Regions from separate parts of the Homo sapiens genome. Here region 2 is linked to region 1. A link is an interaction called in ENCODE POLR2A ChIA-PET data of the cell type or tissue named here. Cell type or tissue: PC-9. All regions are shown on one strand. Links, peaks and the distances in the headings refer to the core of each region. The heading gives the core; the rest is flanking DNA.

Region 1 (7,604 bases), core at 1,188-5,187:
ATTACCTTTTCTTTTTATGTTATATATTCTTTATCTTTAACTGAGACATAATATAAACATAATATAAGGAGAAAAAGAGATTTGGGAGAGGCTATGATAAAGTCAGTGTGGGACACACTCAACTTCAGGTGCCTATAAAATTGGAGATGGGCTTGTCTAACAAGCACTTAGAAACAAGGGGGTGGCATAAAAAACTAAGATCAGGGATATGTAGAGAGACTTAGGAATTACCAAAATATAGCTGGAGGATAAAATTGGGGGAGGGATTAACATCATCCACAAATTTCATCCATACATAAAAGTGTATAGATAGAAAAGAGGGCTAAGGAGGTTACCCTGGAGAACACCAGCAATGTAGAAGCAGCAGAAGATGAACCACTTGCTTCTGCCCCTTCCCCGTCCCCTGCCAAAAAAAAATTAAATTAAAAAAAAAAAAACTGAGAAAGAAAGGTAGGCAGGGGAAAAGCCAGAAGAAAGAGTTGTCCTGGAAATCAGGAGAAGAGAGAACTTCAAGGAGGGAAGAAATTTCAAAAATGTTTGCTTTTTTTTTTTTTTTTTTTTTGAGACAGTCTTGCTCTGTCGCCCAGGCTGGAGTGCAATGGCGCAAACTCGGCTCACTGCAACCTCCGCCTCCCGGATTCAAGTGATTCCCCTGCCTCAGCCTCCCAAGTAGCTGGGATTACAGGCAAACACCTCTACCACTGGCTAATTTTTATATTTTTAATAGAGTTGGGGTTTCACCATGTTGGCCAGGCTGGTCTCAAACTCCTTACCTCAAGTGATCTACCTGCCTCAGCCTCCCAAAGTGCTGGGATTACAGGCGTGAGCCACCGCACCCAGCCATCAACAATGTTAAGTACTGGAATTCCATCTTTGTGAGGGCAATTTCAGTGTGCAATGGAAGCAGAGCCAGACGATGGATGGAGGCATGGATCAGCATAGCATGAAGGAAGCAGAGCCAGTGCGATTAAGTTCTCACTCAAGATCTGCTGGACAAGAAGAAGGAAATAAAGGGGAGGCAGACAATAAAGGGGAGGGAGGATATTCTTGGATATATACCCAAGGGAGGGATATATGTATAAAAGGGAGGGAGGATATTCTTGGATAATAAAGGGGAGGGAGGATATTCTTGGAGGATAATAAAGGGGAGGGAGGATATTCTTGGATCTGAGCCCAGGTAAAGATGTCAAGGCTCATCCAACACAGGTTGAAGCACCTAAGTGTTCTCTTTGCCTCCCCTCATCCCTGTGGATGTGAAAGTGCATGGTATGTGAGAGGAAGGCCAGATGATGGGGCCAGGTGTGATGGCCAGAGATGCGTGGATCCCAGAGCACAGATAGAAGGCTTCTCTTTCCTATAGTGAAAAGAGTACTGCTTCTGAGATGGGCAGAGGACACAAGGATGAGTCAAGACAAAGGGGAATTTAGAAAAAAAAGACAGTATGAGATTTCCCACCCAATAGCCTCTGTGTTTTCACTAAAGAAGCAGGATTAGCTGCTGAGAGTAAGAGGGTACAATAGAAGTTTGGGATACATTTATTTTTTCCTATTAATTCACAATAGCATTTCTTCAGTGATGCAAAAACCTGTGAGGAAGAGCAAAAGGAAGGAAAGACATGTCCTGCCAGTCACTTTCACTTTGTGCCTTGCATCTTGAGAAATCTAGGGTGAGAATAGCACTGAAATACCCACAGGACCTCAAGACAGAAGCAGGGTCATCTACCAGCAATGGACGCTGATGAAACAACCCAACTGCCTTCCCTGAGTACACTGAAGAGAAGCTGTTGTCATTTATAGACAGTTCATCCTCCAAACTTCTTATAAAAAGAAAAGTAATTTAGGCAGACTTTTGCAAGACTGTAGGTCATTAAATGGTAATGATCAAACTGGATCATCCATAAAAAGCACTTAGCTCAGTGCTTGGTGTCTGTCAGTAAATTATTAGCTGTGATTTATAAAAACCAGATGAAGATGACAGAGATGTCTTTCACCTCACAACATTGATTCCTTCTAAGTAGCTAAGGAGTCAAATCAAAATCCCCTAAATGCCTATAATTCTGAAGTCCTTTCTCTCTACTCATTCTTATTGCTAACCCTTGTGTGCCGCATCTCTTCCTTTCTTGGAAATGTGTCCAAGGCATTTGCCCCAGTAAATTAAATAAAACTGAGTCAGTTTTCAGATGTAAAAAAAAAAATCTGGCAGCATCAGAGGCTATGTTGTGTAACCATAGCTTGGAAGGCGAGGAGTGAAAAGAACAAGCCAGTTACAGGAGGTGATGTGAGATGAACCCAGAGCAGAAAGCCAGATGTTAGCAGGAGATTTATTTCTAGAAAAACCAAAGGAAAAAAGGCAGCACTGAAGCCTCGTTATGTTATATAAGCAACAATCTCTACTATAAACAAGTGACTTGACAATTACTTTAAATAATTTTCAAGAAGCAAATTAAAGAAATGTTCATTAGTATTAATAAATACAATCATCCTCAAACCCAACATTTCTAAAAGAAAACCTGTACGGCTGTAGGGGCTGTGGATTTTCTTAGTTTATTGTTTCAATTAGACAAATAAAGAGGGCTATTTATTAGCAAGCGTAGCAAGTACTTCAACACACGCCAAGGCTGTTGGTATCTACAGTCCAAATAGTTGATGAACAGGGTTCAGGGACTGTTATTTGAGAGCTGTGAGTGGAGCACTGGTTTCCACCCATGAAGCCCATGAAGAGTGCTGAGGAGTAGCCACAGAAATGTGATGTAAACATGTGATAACCCTGTCTCCACTCTTTACAAAATTAAAGGACTTGGCTTAAGAGTGGTTAGGATGGCTCTGTGCTCCTTGGAATTCCTCAGGCTCTAAGTCACAGTCTCTATTTTATTGATGGTTAAATTGAGAACTGGAGTGTTTTGTAAGCTGAGCAAGGCATGGCGGATATGGGGCCTGAGCAGTAAGCACAAAGGTAACTCTCTAGGCCAAGTAGGGGAAACCAGCACCATAGTCTGTGTTTGGTTTTTGGCCTAGCTTTATTATGCCAACCTAAGAAAAAAATGCCTTTGAACTGCATAAACCTCCGAAGAATGTTGAAACCACTTTCCTAATTGAGTTATGGTGAAATCGCTGTCAAAATCTAAAAATTAACTTTGCCTATTAAAATGTGGGGAATTTCAATTATGCAAACAAGAGCTTAGAGATACCCAAGGGAGGATGCGTGAGTAATTGTCTTCAGATTCAAGTAAAATCAATCAAGAAGCCAACTTCTTGGTAACTGCAACACATAATCCATTTAGCTCATTTTGGCACTTTATAGGTTTGTGCACTAAAAATCAGGACATGTTAAGCCTGATCTGAAAAACATATGGAGCCAAAAGTTAGCAAAAGCTTAAATTCAGAACTGCTTGCCATTTCAGATATTCCATATTTTATTTTTACTGACACAGAAAAAAATGGCTTGTGAAATACCTACTCATTTAATATATTCATATGTTCTCAGAAGTCATTCCTCCTTAGAAAAGGGTGGAATATTTTGGAAATTTTTGAATAGATTAAATCATGTTTTTCTCCACTAGAAAATCCTTGAATACTATCTGATTCTTAAGTCTGCCCAAGTTTTAGGCAGATGGAAGTCAGCATTGTGCAGAAACCACAGACTCTTAAGTAAGGGCACACAGTTTTAGCTCCTAACTGAGCATAACATTCTATCTTAAGCTGACTTTTATTATTTGCTAAAACAAAACATGGAACTCACTATAACTAAACTGGAACTAAAAATCATTGTTGTCTGGAAACAAGAGAAAAGTGGATTCATCAAATACATACAAAAACCTAAGCAGAAAGATAATGTAATGTGGGCTGTTAAATTTGAAGAAGACTAATTTGGATGGTAGCAATGATTCTGAACACCAGTGAATGAATTTAGAGGGATTTTGGGTTTGTTTTTGTTTTTATCCTTTCTATTTGGAGCCTCAATAAACTGAAGCAAAAGTTGTTGAATCAAATTCTAAGTCTAATTCAGAAAGGAAGATGAGTTGAGTCAATATATGTCATATGTTCGTAGATCTTTGGTTGGAAACACAATGCAAATAACTATTCCAATCAGCTCCTATGAGAATAGACACTAGGGCTGTAGAGTGTGTTCTTTCTGATGGAATTTTGTTATAATTAATTCTTCATCATTCGCTGGAGCTGGAGACTTGGGTCTGATCCTCTTTGGGACTCAGAAACCTCAGAATTTATCTCATACTCTCCGATGACAACTTCAAACTCTTCCTAAATCCCATCAAGTTTTGCCATTGTTGGTTTGTTTAAATGGGTAATTAGGGACCTTAGATCCCTAGAAGATCTATTCGAGTATGTAAGTGATTTAATAAATCAGGCTTCTCAACAGAAATTCTGAAGTTCTCTGAGATTCTGTATCTATGCAAAAGTAGTGGCTTGTGGGCAATTAATTAGCTCCTCTGTGATAGTGTTTGGGAAACGGTGAGATTTTTGTGAAAATTTTTTAACTAAAATTTTGTTACTTAGATTGGTACCCACTTTATTTAATAACTGCAAATGACTTAAAAGTTTGCCATAGCCAAAGCATGCATACTGGACTATCCTTCAAAAGAAAGTGATTTAAATATTTTTAGAAAATGTTTAAAATGTTATATCCAATGACAGTATTGTTGGTATGACTCTAGTGCTCTCAAGGGGCTCTTCAAATGAAGACAAAAATAATCAGATACTCGTATAAAGGTCATTCACTTGGTCCTCTTTGTTAAACAATCTTAATTCATTATAACTATATCTTATGAAATAAATAATATTATGATCATATGATAAACCTCTGGAAATAATTCCTTCTGCAGTGATAACAACATGTCCTGTCATCCCAGTTCCTTTAAATGTAATTGACACATGTAGATACACCACACTCATTTCCTCATAAAGTTACATCTAGTTCTCATTTCCATAAATGTAAAATTAGGCAAGTACACATACAATGATTTTACTCCAAGCCAGACCTCATACTAAATATAACAAAGTAAGCAAATGGGAATTTTCACTCTTATTTTTCAAAGGCAGAAGTAAATGGTATGGATTAATTCAGTCTTAATGGTAGAGCAGGAGGCAAGCTGTGATAATAGGAGTCTCTTAATAATAAAGAGCTGTAAAAGATCTACAAGTAACTTAGTGGAAGGTAATTGGTCAAAGAGAAAATTTGGCTAAAATAAATATTTTTAAAAGTCAATATCCCATTCAATGGTTTTCATATATTAATAACTATGTATTTTTAAGTATTGTGTCTATTAGCAAAGATTTTTTTCTGGGATTTAAAGGAGGCATTTTACATTTTTTATCCATTTCAGCCTGCTTTGAAATGTTAATAGCAGCAAAAATTTGGAAATAACCTAAATGTCCAACAAGAAATGTTTGGTTCAATATATTAATGGCACGCAAGATGGTTAAGAGCTAAAACTTGAGGGAAAAAATGAAGGATCTAAATCCTGGGTCCACCATTTCTTATCTGTATTAGCCGGCTTCAGTAATACATCTCTGTAAGTCACAAAGTCCTCACCAGTAAAACAAAGACAAGGGAACCTACCTCATAGGGCTACTGTGGTGTCAAGTGAGAGAATTGTGCAACATAACTGACACAGTGACTTAAACATGGTAGATATTCATGTTCAATTAAATAAACTTTAGGTATGTATTTATTTATGAGGGGCAGCAAGTTATAGCAAAGAAAGAACAAGATTTGGATCAGTCTGAACTCTTGGAGTTGTATGACATTGCTGGCCACTATATTATAATTATCATCATCATTATCCTTGTTATTACTATCAATTTTTAAAAAGGCCATGGCACCCCAGAAGGTACAGATCCTCTGAATGCTAAGATTGTGTTTTTACAGTTGTCTAGTATAGGACAGGCTTCTCATGTGGAAAAGAGGATTCAGTGTGGTATCAAAAAATTGATTGGAAGGCTTCCTCTCTTACTCTCTCATACATAGACATTCACAAACACCATCTTTGTTTAGTAAACTGTGGAGACTCTTCCAAAAGAAAATAGACACTAATTTTTGGAGAATCCATTCAGCTTTCACAGGCCTCTAAATAGCACAGGTGTTAGAATTACTAAGGATAACGATTACATTAACCAGGAGCAAAACTAAAAATACATCGTTCTACTTTCATACTTGGAAATATCGGCCTTTTGATATTACAAAAAGGCCAATTTTGCCAGGTCCTTCGAAATTTCAAAGAAAGATTCAGTAAAAATAAATAAATAACAGGACTCACTGGAGCCATGATGAAATATTTCCACCTAAAGGAAACAATCTTTAACAGCTCATCCTTCAGTACACTCAAACTTCTCTTGAACCACTTAAAAACTCCATTCCAGGGAGTCCTCCAAAGTTCCACAACACCAGACGCAAGCTACCCAGGACATGTGCTCTAGCAGGGCATGCCCAGGGCCCCCAGATAGATGACTGAAAAATATAATTCTTTCAGGTGGACAAGGCCCAGCAGGAACGTAGTGTGCCAGGTTTCCCTGCCAGCCCTCCTCGCCCTCTCGGCGGGGGGCCAAATGACTCAACACAGCCCTGTTCGTACCTCCCTTTTCTTCCCATCTCCCACATTATAAGAGATCAGAGCCAAGTTATCCTTCACCCAAGGTCATAATCTCAGATTGGGGAGTGGTAAGTGGATAATGACAGGCTCTCACAGTGAACTCTCCTCCTAAACTTGGCACATCACAAAGATTTCATCTTGCATGCTGTCCAACCTAGGCACTGGCTGCTGGACTGTTGACAAAGAGTTGAGATGAAATCCACCCTTAGGAGAGAGCAGTGGATGGATTATCAGTATATTCTGTGGGCTCCCAATAGTATATATGTCTCCAGTTTGCTGTCCTTGTCCAAACCACCCAAATCACCAAGAGTTCATTGAGCAATTAATATATACAAGGCATTGTGAGAGATGCTTCCAAACCTGGCCAAATATCAGAGTCTTTGGGGAGCTTTTTAAAAATGCAGATCCTTCACAATTTTTCTGTAAATCTAAAGTTATTCTAAAACACAAAAGTTATTTTTTAAAATGCAGATCCTTTGGTTTCACTGAATCAGAAGCTCCCCAGAAGACTGTAATATGGTCATTTAGAGAGCTCAGAAACCACCATTTAAGAGGCTACTAAGATAACTAATATTAAGACCGTCACTACTCTTACCCACTACTCTTATAAAGAAAACCCTGCAGTCATGCAAAACTGCAACACATTCATGGGTCATCAGATCAATTTTATGGGTCATGACCAGGATATACTCTTAAATACAATAGAGAAGTTTTAGGTACATTATTACTTTGTGAATCTTTTCTCTGAGACACATATATATGGATATCTATATCTATCTCCATATCTACACCAATATAGATATAGATACCAATCTGTGTACTGCATCACAATGAAAACATGTATGTTTTACTTTGCGGCAAAGACTAAAAATGTGAAATTAAATGGTCTAAATTAAATGCTTCCTACTGCAATCTTAGTGTCTTCCCTCTCTTGTTTTCTAGTGGAAACTAAGAAGCTTACCATCAACCACAACTCTCCATTAAAAAATTATAAATT
Region 2 (7,604 bases), core at 1,286-5,285, 1.7 Mb before region 1:
TTATGCATGGCATACACTTGTAGTGTTTTTGTCTCATTCTACTACTTTTTTATGATAAATGTTTAAAAGGTCTATCTTGTTTCTACTTCTTAGCTGGAGCTGTGAAGTTAAACCGACAACAGACTGATATGGCTGTTAATTGGGCTGGAGGATTACATCATGCTAAGAAATCAGAAGCATCAGGATTCTGTTACGTTAATGATATTGTGCTTGCCATCCTTGAATTACTAAAGTATGTTAATTTATATTGATACTCTTTTCAGTGATAAAGTGTTTTCATTAAAACACAATAAATAAAGTCTATGGCTTTAAAAAATATTAGGTAAACCATAGGTTGAAATAGTTAATGGTGAATTTTCTATGAATTCATTACAAAACAATGAAGAAATGCAGGAAATTTGCCCAATTCTTCAATTATTAAGACTTAGAAGTGTGGCCAGGCACTATGGCCCAGGCCTGTAATCCCTCCACTTTGGGAGGCTGAGGTGGGCGGATCTCTTGAGCCCAGGAGTTTGAGACCAGGCTAGGCAACATGGCAAAACCCCATCTCTACAGAAAAAAAATTAGCCAGATGTGGTGGCATGCATCTGTAGTCCCAACTACCCAGGAGGCTGAGGTGGGAGTACCTGAGCCCAGGAAGTTGAGTCTGCAGGAAGCCATGTTCCTGCCACTACACTCTAGCCTGGGCAACAGTGTGAGACCCTGCCTTAAAAAAAGAATTAGAAGTGTATAAAAGGCCAGTGCCGTGGCTCATGCCTGTAATCCCAGCACTTTGGGAGGACGAGGTGGGTGGATTATGAGGTCAGGGGTTTGAGACCAGCCTGACCAACATGGTGAAACCCCATCCTACTAAAAATAGAAAAATTAGCCGGGCGTGGTGGCGTGCGCCTGTAATCCCAGCTACTCAGGAGGCTGAGGTGGGAGAATTGCTTGAACCTGGGAGGTGGAGGTTGCAGTGAGCCGAGATGGCACCACTGCAGTCCAGCCTGGGCTACAGAGTGAGACTCCATCTCAAAAAAAAAAAAGAATTAGAAGTGTATATAAATGTCAAAACTCCCATTAAATACCCTTTTTTAAAAGTAGTTTGGCAATTTTCATTTTAGTTAGTTTCAACTAGTAAAAAATGACAATGACCTTGGAAGTTTATATTCTAGTATTTTGGATGTTTTAAACTGAAGACAAAAATTTGAAGCCAGTGTTAAAGGAAATTTTTTTACCTATTGAGTTAGTCTAACTGCCTAACTTCCATATCTGAATGAGGCTTTGTTCTCTACTGATGGATATAAAATTATCTCTGAGTTGTTGAAGGAGTTATTTTTCCTTATCTGTGGCTGCAGTTTGAGAGAGAGATCTATAGAGGTACTTAGGAATTTGGATGTTCGCAATGTTAGTTATTTTTTGCCATCAGTTATGACACATCTTAGCAGATTCTACTTTGTATTATACTGAGCTAGTGTTTTTTGCTTGTAGTTATTCCATGCATGCTATCCATAGAGGCTGACTTTTCAGTCAACTTAAAATTGATACTGACTCCTCAAATAAACAGTGATTGAGCAGTATCAGTGTAACATCTTGCCTGCTCATCAGGAGCAAAGGAAAATCATTTGCAATCATTTGCCTTGTTTTTTAATTGACTGTTGATGTTGGTTCCAGTGTCTTCAACTCTTTGAGCAAGTTCTTGCCCACTCAGCTAATAGTTTTAAACAACTTTAATTTGTCTGGACACATTTTTTTGGGTGGTGTAATCAAACATGATTTAATTAATTGACTTGGTGCACAGCTTTCCTTGCTTATCTAACACGTGAGCCGCTCAGAAACTTTATTTTGATCACAGCCTCATTTCTGTTTTTTTAATTTTGTGAAGAAATTTTGCTGTACTATGGTATGCTGTTTATAGTGTTATGAGAATATTCTTATGAGTGCTTAGTCTGGAAATATCAATTTACATTGTATTGTTTTATTTAGCACAGTTATGGCACCATTATATAATAAATACAATGCTTTGCCATCTAATAATATCTCACTTCACTATACTTCAAAAGGATGACATGAGAAGTCCATTTTCCCCTTATTTTGACATGAGTATACACTGGTAACAAAATGTCATGACATGGTGATTCATGTGACTCCTAAACTGCGTTTGAGTTACAACTGTGTCACTAATCTGTGGTGCTCCAAGCACCAGTTTGAAGTCATGAGAGTACCACATGTAGCCTCTGTCACAGCTAATCGATTCTGCAGTTCAAATGAAGCCATAGGTAATAAACAATTGAGCATGGCTGTCTTTCAGTAAAACTTTTTTTATGGACACTGAAATTTGAATTTTGTATAATTATCACACGTCAGAAAATACTCTTGTTTTGGTTTTGTTTTTAAACCATTTAAAAAATAATAAAAACTTCTTAGTTCAAAGCTGAAAAAAGAGGCAATTGGCCAAATTTGGGCCATGGGCCATAGTTAGCCAATCCCTATTTTATACTATTGAAGATTTACTACAGAGGTGTTTTAATTAACAATCTTGAGTATGGTATAATCTTCAGTTTTTAATATATTAGAAATATGTGCTATGTTTTTGAAGCATGTAGAATAGAACAGATTTCACAAAGAGTAAATATATATTTTTTAACCTACATTGGGCCACAAGTGGGTATTTAAAGGCCTGAGGCTCAAACCTCAGATATTTGAATAACCTCTTAGGCTGAATGTAAAAGGTGATTAAACATTCTGGAATGCAAGAGCTCAAAAATGGGTTTCCTGAATTTGTGGTGCTTCTTCCCATCTTAGAACCTTTAAAGGAAAAACCAAAACTTATGGATTTGTTTTCAGGTATCATCAGAGAGTCTTATATATTGATATAGATATTCATCATGGTGATGGTGTTGAAGAAGCTTTTTATACAACAGATCGTGTAATGACGGTATCATTCCATAAATATGGGGAATACTTTCCTGGCACAGGAGACTTGAGGGTAAGACTAAATTCTGTCTGAAAAAATATTGTGAGATGAACCTAGGAGATCAGTAATCCTATACTTGAAGTAGTATTTTTCTCCTGAGTTAATAATTTGAAACTTGTATGCAGAATTGAATTACTACGTATGCAGTAACATTTGCTAGAATTCACTGTTGCTGACTATAAGCAAAAATTTAGTGAAAACTTAAGGACAGTTTTTTTCTCAGCTGTTTTCTTTGGTTGAATAAATGTTTTTGAATATCCACAAAGCATGAAGCCCTTCTCTTGATGTTCAGTTTGAATCTTCAAAACTACCTGATGGTAGCCTACGTTGCTATTGATTGTAAAGAATGGTGGAATAAAATAGACTAGGTCTTTTTAGGTTCTTCTGCTCCTCTCTTTTGTGATTGGTCTTGATTTTTAGTAGATCTAATTTTAATCTTTTTTTTTCTTTAAGCTTCTAAAATTGGTAATGTATTTAGGTAGAGAAAGGATACCATAGTGTAACCTTGCCTGCCTGTTAACATTAAGTGTATTTCTATTTTATTTGTTATCTTTTTCCATTTGATGCTCTTGTCTTTTATGACTCTGAAAACCACTGGTCAAATCCTATTTCTATAAGTTCATTGAAGGTTTTTTGCCTCACTACACTTTTTTTGAACCTAACTATACAAATGTCGAAATTTATTCAATAATTTAAACAGCTGTTTTTAGTTCAGCCTGGATTATATGGGAGATTTATATGGCATTGAACAAAGTTTTAAACTATTTTATTAAGATTATTTTTCACATCTGTGGTATATCATTACAGTTTAGCAACCAAAGTTTAAAGAGTTGCCATAAAGTATTCTTAAGCTGTATGGCTTTTCTTTATTAGATCACAGTGTGATACTTTCTCAGTAAACTCTTTGAGTAAAAGAGTTACCTTACTGAAACTTTTCCATACTTACAAATGGGTGGGAGGTCAAATGTTTGGTTTGAGTTTAAATTATTTAGCTTTTAAAATTGCAGATTTGTAATTTCAATTCCTTGCCAGTAAACTCCTTCAATTTCTCCCTTTCCCCACCTGGTCTTATCTTACAGACCAGTGCTTCTCAAACAGTGGCGCCTAAACTGAGGAAAGCAGATCAGCATCACCTGGGAACTTGTTAGAAATACACATTCTTAGGGCCCAGAAACTCTGGGTGATTCTTCACCTTAAAGTTTGAGAACCACTGCTGTAAACTGATAGAATACATTTGTCAACAACCATTACATCCTAGTGGAAGTCAAGCAAAAGTCTTCTCTGTTTTAAGCTTAAAGAATAAGACAGTATCTTTGCAGTGTGATGCTAGTTTATCTCAGAAGTGGAAAATGGAAGCTTCATTTAATTTCTGACAGGTGGATGTCACTATGGTCTCATCTCAGTTATTATTCAAAATTCTTACAGTTTGAAGTTTTTGAAAATATTAGAGAATGCTGTTTTAGAAGGATTTGAGAATGGCTTTCAACATCTCTTTTTCTCACTTAAGATTTTACAATCGCTGGGCCGGGCGCGGTGTCTCACGCCTGTAATCCCAGCACTTTGGGAGGCCGAGGTGGGAGGATCACGAGGTCAGGAGATCGAGACCATCCTGGCTAACACAGTGACACCCCGTCTCCACTAAAAATACAAAAAATTAGCCGGGCGTGGTGGTGGGCGCTTGTAGTCCCAGCTACTGGGGAGGCTGAGGCAGGAGAATGGCGTGAACCCGGGAGGCGGAGCTTGCTGTGAGCCGAGATCGCTCCACTGCACTCCAGCCTGGGCGACACAGCAAGACTCAGCCAAAAAAAAAAAAAAAAAGATTTTACAGTTGCTGATGTTTTCAGGATAACATTTGAATATTTTAAGCATGTCCCCATAACTTCGTAAGAGAATTAAAATCAGTCATTACATTATATGTACAGCTGTTTTTGGACTTTCTGTGTAATTCACGTGTATCTTTGGATGTTAATTTAATAAACACTCCTTTTTCTGCCTGCTAATTCATTCTCATGCTGAAAAGAAGGCTACTCTGAGTTTAGCTCATTGTTGAAACTGTTTGCTTTAATTCAAGTAGTCTAGTGGAAGAAAGAAAGGTGGCATAGTAGCAGTTGCAGAATGAAACCTGGAAGAGAGAAAGCTATGTCTAACAAGGGCAGCAGCTCTGAGTTGCCAGCTAGTTAGTAGCAGTTAGGATGAGAAGTGCTGACCAACTTTTCTGTATTCTGAAATCTTAGGGTCAAAATATATTTCATCTGTGTTTTAACTGTGCAGTAGGACTGTAAAGTTTTCACAATACTTTGGCTTTTCCATATTTGTATGGTTTGTATTTAGTTAATCTTAATAAAAACTTAGACTTCAAGAAAAATTGGGAGAGGAGGTGTGTAATTTTGCTTGCTTTCTCCTCGTTGGATGTTGGGTCTCATAACTCTAATATTGAGGGTAAATTTTGCTTTTGTAAAATTGGACTGAAGCTAAGATCATTCCATGAGAGGTTCAGAAGAACTTGCACAAGTGCTAGTAATCCTGAAAATTCATGGATCTTCAGACATTATCATTCAACGCACATAAGAATTAGGCACCCCCCCCCCACCCCACTCAGGCGCAGTGGCTCATGCCTGTAATCCCAGCACTTTGGGAGGCTGAGGCGAGTGGATTACCTGAGGTCGAGAGTTCGAGACCAGCCTGACCAATATGGTGAAACCCCGTCTCTACTTAAAATGCAAAAAAAATTAGCTGGGTGTGGTGGCGTGCACCTGTAGTCCCAGCAACTCAGGAGGCCGAGACAGGAGAATTGTTTGAACCTAGGAGGCTGTCTTGGCTCACTGGAGTGCAGTGAGCCGAGATCATGCCACTGCACTCCATCCTGGGCGACAGAGCAGGACTTGATCTCAAAAAACAAAAAAAAACAACAAAGAGGCACACCCCAATCCTTTGGTATTGCAGTTAAAATACTATTTTGTAGTAATGTCTGTACTATACAGTATCTTCTAGGAATACGTATACACACACAGAAATGCATATGCACACCTACAAATGCATAACATATACAAATAAGTAAGTATATATAATATATGTATATATCATTTAAGAGTATATGTAGCTGGAACCTTTGCGTCTTTTGAGAGAGATTAATGCCTGGAGTGGTACTCATTCAACAAGTAGGAACAAAATTTGTTTGAAGTCCAAGTCCAATTAAGAACAAATCTGAGGCTGGGCACCATAGCTCACGCCTGTAATCCCAGCACCTTGGGGGGCCGAGGTGGGTGGATCACCTAGGTTGGGAGTTTGAGACCAGCCTGTTGAACATGGAGGAAACCCTGTCTCTACTAAAGATACAAAATTAGCCTGGCATGGTGGCACATGCCTGTAATCCCAGCCACTCGGTAGGCTGAGGCAGGAGAATTGCTTGAACCTGGGAGGCGGAGGTTGCAGTGAGCTGAGATCACGCCATTGCGCCTCCAGCCTGGGCAACGAGCAAAACTCTGTCTCAAAAAAAAAAAAAGAACAAATCTGGTGCTTTAGTCGGTAGCTGTTAAATCTTCGAGAAAGTGTGGGTCGTTCTTTCATCATAAGTAAACTCATACCAACAGATTGTGAACCACAAGAAGGATTCTGCAGATGATTGTCCGGCAGGGCTTTTTGGCTTAATTTATTTTCCACAGGTTTACTCATAAAGTTGCCTTGTCATCTTAAATATTCTATTTATGATGGATTTTCTGGTTTAATGTAATGTAATTTCATTGCCTTTAACTTGTGTTAAATTTCTTTTCTGTCAAAAATAATCACTACAGATTAATTGAAAATGGTTCTTGTATGCTTTACAAGCAGTCTATAAATATTGGAGCATATACTTATTTGTTGTTTATTATTTCCTTTCTCAGTTTGATTGTTCCGGTCTCAACTTCTAAGATGAATTCAAAATTGGATCCTTAATACTTAGTCTTTCAGTCTTTTCAAAATGTAGTAAACAAATGCCAAACTTTTTATTATAGAATATTCTCTAAGATCAGTTTAATTATGTATTTTAGGATATTGGTGCTGGAAAAGGCAAATACTATGCTGTCAATTTTCCAATGAGAGATGGTATAGATGATGAGTCATATGGGCAGATATTTAAGCCTGTAAGTATTATTGTTTTCACAATTGGAATGGAATTTCAGAATGTTATTGGAGATGCTAACATTTGTTATCTTGTGTGTAGATTATCTCAAAGGTGATGGAGATGTATCAACCTAGTGCTGTGGTATTACAGTGTGGTGCAGACTCATTATCTGGTGATAGACTGGGTTGTTTCAATCTAACAGTCAAAGGTAAGCAATTCAAAGGGTGGTATTTCCAGAAAAAAATGGTTTTTCTTCCACCCAAGAACTCCCCGTAAAAGTTCTCATTGTAGTTTCTTGCCTGCTGTTTTAACACTGTACTCTGCATTTTTCATGGGGTTTTGTCTGTTGTATGTATGACTAGAGTTATTCTTGTTTCATTATGGCAGATTTATATATACATTTATACAAGACTAGTTTTTTAAGGTTTATTGTAGTTTGAACCCAAGGCAGCTATTTTTGAATGGTTGTTGACTCAGTGTAAATAAAACATGCATACTTTTTTACTTAATTGGATTATTTATTTCTCATTAAGGAAGAAGAGGGTT

What was found. Peaks named below come from ENCODE experiments on the same cell type or tissue, not always from the same donor. Only the 100,000 strongest peaks of a DNase experiment are listed, where the experiment ranks them.
Region 2: POLR2A ChIA-PET joins it to region 1 with 5 read pairs; 1 of 35 experiments calls an interaction of 5 or more read pairs at or near these places.

What each region holds. Positions count from the first base shown.
Region 1 is chr6:112,217,772-112,225,375 of GRCh38, reverse strand. All of the region lies in intron 2 of LAMA4 (laminin subunit alpha 4), which reads left to right. Among named protein-coding and RNA genes, the nearest start is that of LAMA4-AS1, 15 kb to the left of the region's middle. In PC-9, for the core only: no CTCF peak of the experiment used is centred there; a DNase peak (open chromatin) is centred at 2,915; H3K27ac peaks cover 1,595 bases.
Region 2 is chr6:113,948,641-113,956,244 of GRCh38, reverse strand. HDAC2 (histone deacetylase 2) reads left to right here. Exons shown (of 14, transcript NM_001527.4): 5 at 94-232; 6 at 2,827-2,968; 7 at 6,985-7,077; 8 at 7,158-7,266. Among named protein-coding and RNA genes, the nearest start is that of HDAC2-AS2, 17 kb to the left of the region's middle. In PC-9, for the core only: no CTCF peak of the experiment used is centred there; no DNase peak of the experiment used is centred there; H3K27ac peaks cover 685 bases.